Linked DNA regions of Homo sapiens: region 1 is linked to region 2. A link is a contact called in ENCODE Hi-C or POLR2A ChIA-PET data. All regions are on one chromosome and are shown on one strand. Each heading gives the region's core, a stretch centred on a gene start or an enhancer-like site at or near the end of the contact. The rest is flanking DNA. Distances are from core to core; before and after follow the strand shown.

What was found. Hi-C counts contacts between places; a loop is a spot of excess contacts on that map. ChIA-PET counts read pairs that join two places held with the same protein, here RNA polymerase II (POLR2A). Pooled maps may share reads with other maps.
Region 1: a loop to region 2 is called in a map with no recorded cell type, with 4 times the contacts of the local background. The contact joins the enhancer-like site here to the promoter of RSPH4A in region 2. A Hi-C loop is called at or near these places in 1 of 168 maps with a recorded cell type or tissue (endothelial cell of umbilical vein), 3 of 37 single-sample maps with no recorded cell type and 10 of 50 pooled maps. POLR2A ChIA-PET finds 5 or more read pairs at or near these places in 1 of 52 experiments (A549).

Annotation. Positions count from the first base shown.
Region 1 is chr6:116,972,578-116,976,326 of GRCh38, reverse strand. No RefSeq gene overlaps it. Among named protein-coding and RNA genes, the nearest start is that of RFX6, 97 kb to the right of the region's middle. Within about 2 kb of position 2,151, at least 2 of the 41 ENCODE cell types and tissues checked have a DNase peak (open chromatin) inside an H3K27ac peak, as active enhancers do.
Region 2 is chr6:116,614,240-116,618,077 of GRCh38, reverse strand. RSPH4A (radial spoke head component 4A) reads right to left here and starts at 1,599. Exons shown (of 6, transcript NM_001010892.3): 1 at 769-1,599. The coding sequence starts at 1,454. RefSeq lists enhancers at 1,280-1,399, 1,450-1,549.

The sequences.
Region 1 (3,749 bases), core at 902-3,401, 360 kb before region 2:
ACTGTGATGTAATTTTTTAGGCTACATTCAGCCTAAGCCTTAATTCGTGTCTTAATCCATTCAAACTGCTATAACAAAATGCCGTAAACTGGGTGGATTAGAAACAACAAACACTCCTCACAGTTCTGGATACTGGTAAGTCCAAGATAAAGGCACTGGCAGACTCCGTGTCTGGTGAGGACCCATTTCCTGATTCATAAATGGCAGTCTTTTCACTGTAACTTCACATGGCAGAAGGGACATGTGAAGTTATGGTAAAAAGTTACAGTGACCTCTCTGGGGGCTCTTTTACAAGGGAATTAATTTCATTCATGAGGGCTCTCTCTTTGTGACCTAATTACCTGATTAGGCCCCACTTCTTAATACCGTTACACTGGGGATTGGGCTTTAACATATTAGTTTGGGGGGAACACAAACAGATCATAAGTAGTCTCGATTACCACACCCTAGCCCAGTACACAGAACCAGTCATAGCTTCCTGTTGCATGGGGCTCTGAGATCAGATTGCTCATCCTCAGTTACAAGGCGCCTATTACACTCTCCTGAACTGGTCAGTGAGCTCATTTCACTGCTTGCTATCCCATTACCACTGTTCAGCTCATGAGAACTTCCCTCTGCTGTTTGCCCTTTCCACCCAGTTACTCCTCTTCTAGATCTTCCCTGCCTAGCCTGGCACTCTGCATGAGGACTGCTCTTCACACAATATGCAACCACTTCACTTACAGCTACCCATCACCTGAACAAAATCCCCCTGGATGAAGTGAGATAATGTATCTTCATCACCTACCACATCTGTTTGTTAAAAAGATGATAGATTCTACTTTCTATATAAGATAAATAATAATCATCTAGTCCTGAGCATGAACACAATACTATAAATTTGGTAATCCTTTACCAAAAAAATACATGGTTTTAGATTATTCTTTTAATGTGTTAGTCTCAGTTAAGAAATTATTACTTTAACTGGAATTTTGGAGGAACAAGACTTAGAAATGATAAAATTTGGTGGTAATCACACACAATAACAATTTTTATTGTTTGAGTCAGTGCTAGAGTTCATTCAGGTGGTATTTGGCTGGCTTTGTTAGTCTTGCTTCCCAAATTAGCTTTGCTTTCCGATCCAGATGTCAATATGTGAAATGGTCATCAGCCAAGTGCAGAAGGATACACAAGCTGGCTGCAAAACATGATGACCTATCCAGTGGAAAGATGAAACCTGACAGAGACCTGGGGACAGGCTCAGACTCTGCCTGGGAATGCTTAGGAATCTGGGGAAAAGCACATCGGAAACTTGAAAAGGGAAATGGCAAACTTCAAAAATGTACAAGCTGAAAGCTACAAAAAGCTCAACCCAACCGTCTTTGGAAAGGCAATCCCAGTCCTTGGGAATGTCATAGAGCAAATCTATTACCACATACATGAACTCTCAGTGCTAATATGGCTTGCCAATGAAAATTTGGCTCTCATGGACTGAAGCATAATCAATGATACACAAATCAACTATTCCGAGTGTATAAACGAGCTCTGTGAATTGATGAGACATGTGTAGCCCTGAGGATAAGAGGATAACAGGTGTATAGTCACTGTTTTCTCAGAGCTGGTCACATGAAAGGAGAAAGCAGTGATGCATACAGCTGTATTTATATCCTGCATTCAATCATGGAAAAAGCAGCATTCAATATCATTGTCTGCCCCCACTAAAAGGAGATCTGGATAGTTCTTTTGGGAATTTCACAAGTTATCTGGACACAGAATGTAGCCCTTACTTATTTCTCAGCTCTACAGAGTTTTAAAATGTATGTGTAGGGGAAGGGATATTTGGCATATCTGGGAACCTTCCTCACAATTTACTGCTAACCTAAAACTGCTTTAAGAAATAGTCTTTAATAATGATTTTTTCAAACCAACAAATATTATGCATTGCTTTTAAAATTCAATACCAATCAGTAAATGTGCTTTGAAATTTGTAAAGCCCAGGTAGTTAAGACACATACACTTTGTGAGTCTCTTAGAAATAGTGGCACCATCCCATCAGAGCAGGCACAATGTCTCCTTTAACAGATGGCTGGGAAAGAAGGCAGCCAAAAGACCATGTATGAACAACAAATGTGCTTCTAAGGGCGGCAGTCCAAGCAGCGAATGTTGAAATTGTTTTCCATCCTACGCTTGCAGGCCTGTGGCAAAGGGACTGGGGAATCAGTTGACTTGTGTGCGCTTAAGCAAAATGGCCAAATAGCTCCCATGACTATAGGAAAGGAGACCAGCAGATGTGGGGGCAGCAGAGTGTTCCAAGCATGGGATTAGGAATGCTCATTGTCCTTGCACCATTACGAGCAAGGCTCTTCTGCTATCTGTTAACACCATGTTTTATCTTGTTTTCATTCATACACGCTGAAGAATGAGCACAACACAGGCAGTTTGGCATCTTTAGAGATGAAAAGTATTTTCGCTAGAAAGATCAGGTACAAATCTATTTTACCTAAGAAGAGAAATATTATTTATAAGAGGGGAGGTGTCTTTGGTCTTTGCTGCCTTTCTCACTGTGCTTTAAACAAATTTCTACTACATAAATGTGGGTATAACTAGTTTATAATCTTATATATGTCTAGTTCAAGTCTTACAAGGATGCAGTGGAATATCTGCAGTGAAGAGAAGTCTTGCCCATCTATATAAGGACCTCTGGAGTAAAAAGCTGCAGTGTTTGTGAATTTTGAGGCTATGTTGTTGAATGATCATTTTTACATTAATGAGACTTTTTGGCATAGTGTGTGGATGGAACTTAAATTTTAATAGAAACATCATGTTATTAAAGCCCAAAGTCCATTGGTGAGGGTATGTGTGTATGTTTACGTGTGTGTATAAAGTTGGTTTCTATATCCAAATGACTATACATATATGAATATAAAAAAGTTACTATTTCTGGGTTTGCTGCATTGATTCTTTAAATAACTAGATTTTTACAGTACTCAGAACAACGAGACAGATAAGTTTCATTGTAAAATGAGGCCCTTGATAAATAGACTTCTGTTGTGGGACTTTTCAGTTCTTAGAAGAGTTCTTACTTTTTAAACGTATGTATTGACAACAAGTGAAAGTAGACGGAAGAAAGATTTGATCCATATGGTGCCATAAAATCCATGTTTAAGTAAACCTAATGCTACTTCTCAAACAGCACTCCACCAAGTTGACACCCATACTCTCTCCACCCTGAAAAGGTTTAGGGAATAATCACTTTTTCAACCTAATCTTTATTAGATCAACTACATTCTCTGCCATCTTATGATAGGAACCCCACTCATATATAATGCAGACTGGAGGTAAAGCCTTTAAAAATATATAATGTCCTTTCATAAGTTTTCAGGAAGTGAGAATCTTTGTATAAAATCAGGCTGGGTTATTGACTCAAGAATTCTCCCATCTGCCGAATCTAATCAGTACAGCAAACATCTTCAAATTATTCTCAGACACTGACACAGGCTTATGAAATACATTCCTTTCTATTATTTCCTGATCTTGTCCAACTTTGTACACTTTGAACCTCTAGGATTGGAAATCAATCATGCTGACAACTCATGTTATTTTTTAAAAAATTAATACTATTTGCCAAATCTTGAAATATTTCTCCCAATTTTCATCAAAAATGAAATGTTATTTATTATGGTAATGTTTTTGGAGTTGTTCGTCTGTAGTTTCAAATAATGTTGGCTTAAAATAATGTAGTTAAATATTTTGTATTTCAAAATAGCTAT
Region 2 (3,838 bases), core at 350-2,849:
TCTCCTCATTTACAAAAACAAATGAGTTGTATTAGATGTTTTCCAAAAGCCCTTCTAGCCCTAAAATTCTACTGACCCTATCATTATGTAACTCTGGAAGCAAAAATCTATAGAAATCTATACATGTCATAAGTTCTAAAATTAAAGCTATAATGGGATGGGCAGAACATATGTAGACTATTGATCATCACATTTTAAGAGACTTGGATAAAATGGCATGTGTTCCAGGTAGCTTGTATAGTGACCAATTCTCCGAGTTTGCGAGGACTAAGGGGTTTCTTAGGATAAAGAACTTTCAGCGCTCAGCCAAACTGAGATGGTGGTCACCCTAGCACTGCCTGGGTTGGGAACTCAAAAGCCATGCAAGCAATAGCATCTACAGATGAGAGACGTGATTGCTTTCACTGGTAGACAATTATTTTTCACAAGCATCCTGGAGAGATGCTTGGACTTTATGGTCTTTATGGTCTTTTTCAAGCCCGAGATTCCATAATTCCTAAGTTTTATTTTGTTGTGTGCCTAGGGTCTTTAAAGAAGCTGGAGGAAAAGGACAAAAAAAAAAAAAGGTTAAGAAAAAGAAGGTACAAGAATCTCCATTAATGACCTGTTTTGAGTCATGTGATCCAGAGTTATGTCATTAACTCTCTTTTACTAACACAATCTTTCAAATATATTTTGATTCACCCACAGAAACACACTCTCACACAGAGATACTCACACACCCTCTTGCTTTGCCAAACATTTATCTTTTTTCCCTCTGAGACTTACAGATTAAAGCCCGAATTGCTGCTAGTCTTCAGCAGGTAAGCCTTAGCATTCTGAATGGTGATCTCAAGCATGCTGGGGGCCACTTCAGAGCCCCCAGGCGCCGGCTGCTGTAAATCATAGTCACTGTTTGAGTCTTCCTCCTGAAAAACGTCAAATCTCAGCTCTTTCTGTTTAGCGTTGTTATAGCTCACGTCCCTTCGTCCACACAGGTGGGGTTTGGGTTGCTGAGACTGTTGAAAGGTGTTTCCTTCTGACTGGCTTGTGTGATGAGGAGTTGATTCTCTTTTATCAGATGATTGTTCCAAAGGATCAGGATAAGGTGTCCCAGCTTCAGGAATCACACTCGTGGTCCTGTCCGACTGAGGTGGTGCCGCGAGGTCTTGTCTGGCCGGAGCCAGGGGAGAAGGAGAGGAAGAGGGCTCCCGCGGAGAGACAGGAGCAGGTGATGATGTTTCTGGTCCCGCGGGGCCACCCAGAGGCGTCTTGGCTCTAGACTGCGGGCTCCAAGGACGGCTGCTTCGGGACTGGCGTCCAGTTTCTGGCCCCTGCTTCGCCTCCAAGGGCTCAGACGACTCAGGCTCAGAATATTGGGGAGAAGCTGCTGTCTTTCCTTCCCATGGCCGCCTTGTTTCCCCTAGTTCTTCTTGGTTTTCTTTTTCTTGCTTCGGGGAGGTTGAGTCCTCCATGGAAGCAGTTCAAGAAAAAAAATGTTCTGGATGAAAGGGGCGTGAAAATATGGAAGAAGGCAACTCAGTTAAGTTACTTTGCCGCGGTCTCTTAAGCGATTTCTGGGTCCTGGTTGCTCTGTGAGTTGCTGCGTCCTATCTCCATAGCAACCCCAGGCCGGGTTCCTCTCAGAAAAACTCACCGCGCCTGTTGCCAGGATTCGAGGGCGGAGACTAAGAGAGAACGAGAGAGAGAGATGAAAATCCTAGCTTTGTGATTCGGTACAACCCCTGCCCCTCGTTCTATCGCAGCCAATCCGACCTAGACTCGACCAGTCTTGCTTGGAAACCGAGAACTCCAGATCCTGCGCCTTGAGCACAAAGTAGGAAGAATGGCGACCCCATGCGAGAGACCTTTAGGGGTCTGAGACTGATCCAAGTTGTGCTGTGAGGAGCGAGTCGTGCGTTAGTGGAGGGACAGTGTATTCATGAAGCGTGTGTGTGGAGGGTGTGTGTGTGTGAGAGAGAGAGAGAAGGAAGGAAGGAAAGAACGGAGGAAGGAAGGGAGGGAGGGAGAGAGGAGAGTGAGGGGTAGAGAGGGAGGAAGAGACTGACCTTGGTAATCTCGGAGGTGCAGGTAACAATGGGACCCCAGTGTGCTGACCAGGAGACCCCAAGCCTCACATTTAGCGTGCATCAGCTACAACCAACCAACTCTAAAGACTCGGAGAATAGACAAAGCAGTCCTGAGTTTTGTTCTTCCTGCTTATAAGGAATCTCCTGGTGATTAGGCAGAATATTATACTTGAGAAGGCAATGCAGAAAACCTATAAATAGGCAATTCATGGGTTACCCGTTTTCTAATAATTGAAATTCAAATTAACACTAAACTATATTGGCATAATATAATTTTTATTTGATAATGTAAATGTAAATGCATAATTTTGCAATGATTTAAGTTCAAGATTATGACTATTCATTTATAGTATACAGTCTCCAATATGAAGAAGGTATAGAAGATTGGACCATATCTGGACTTAACTATAAACCATATATTAATTAAAGTCTTTAATGTTAATTGTTTTGTATTTCTTTCTCTTTCTAAATATACCAACAAATACTTGGCATTTGACAGTTTACATTGATATAGCTTCTATTTAGCAAGATGTTGCTCTAAATTCTAACTTCATGGAAGAACATAATACTCCTCCATTCAGTGTGGTGAGGGAATCACAGACTAAAATAATTTGATAAAAACTGTGTGCACACACACAAAATGTTGAATATAACTTCTGCTGGTACAGAGACTCTTTAAAGTCAAATGTCTGGGATTTAGAATGCTTGGATTTCTAAAAACAGAACATTAAGATAAACTAGAACAATAAATTCTGGGGTTTTTTGGTAATTGGTGCAAGAGTTGAGGAAGTTAGCATTTTTTCCCCCTTAATTTCTCCCTTGCAGCTGGCAAGCTGTAATGGAGGCTTTTTTTTTCTTTGAAAGACAAGCCAGAGGGCCAGGTGTGGTAGCTCACACCTGTAATCCAAGCAGTTTGTCTTTTTTTCACCAGGTAATCCCAGCACTTTTGTGTTTTTTCTTTGAAAGACAAGCCAGAGGGCCAGGCAAGATGGCTCATGCCTGTAATCCCAGCACTTTGAGAGGCCACGGCAGGTGGATCAGTTGAGGTCAGGAATTTGAGACCAGCCTGGCCAACATGGTGAAACTGCATCTCTACAAAAATACAAAAATTAGCTGGGCATTATGGCGAGTGCCTGTAATCCCAGCTACTCCGGAGGCTGAGGCAGGAGAATTGCTTGAACCCAGGAGGCGGAGGTTGCAGTGAGCCAAGATCGTGCCACTGCACTCCAGCCTGGACGACAGCCTGTTATCCAGGCTGGAGTCAGAAAAGCCTGTGTCAAAAAAAAAAAAAAAAGAAAGAAAGAAAAAGAAAAGAAAAGAAAAAGAAAAAAGAAAAGAAAAGGAAAAAAGAAAAGAAAAGAAAAAAAGACAAGCCAGAGAAGGGTAGTAGGGCCAGGAGAAAGAACGCATGAAGGAACAGACATAGCTTGCTTATCTCTCCAGTTTAGGAGTGAAGAGCACCTGAAAGGAACAATGTAAGTGTCCGTTATTATTCCTGCTTCATTTTCAGTCCAGAGCTTTATCTTGACTTTGACTCTAGTAATCCTAAATTTGCTTCTTACTGTTCTTAAGATAAAGACTAAAGCTCTTAGCCTACTTATGTTCCCAGTTTTGTATTATGTGTCATATAATGCTGGCCTTATAAAATGGGTTGAGAAGTGTTTCCTCCTTTTCTGTTTTCTGGAATAGATTATATAGAACTGGTGTCATTTCTTTAAATGTTTAGTAAAATTTACAGTGAAACTGTATGAGTTTGGAAACTTCTATTT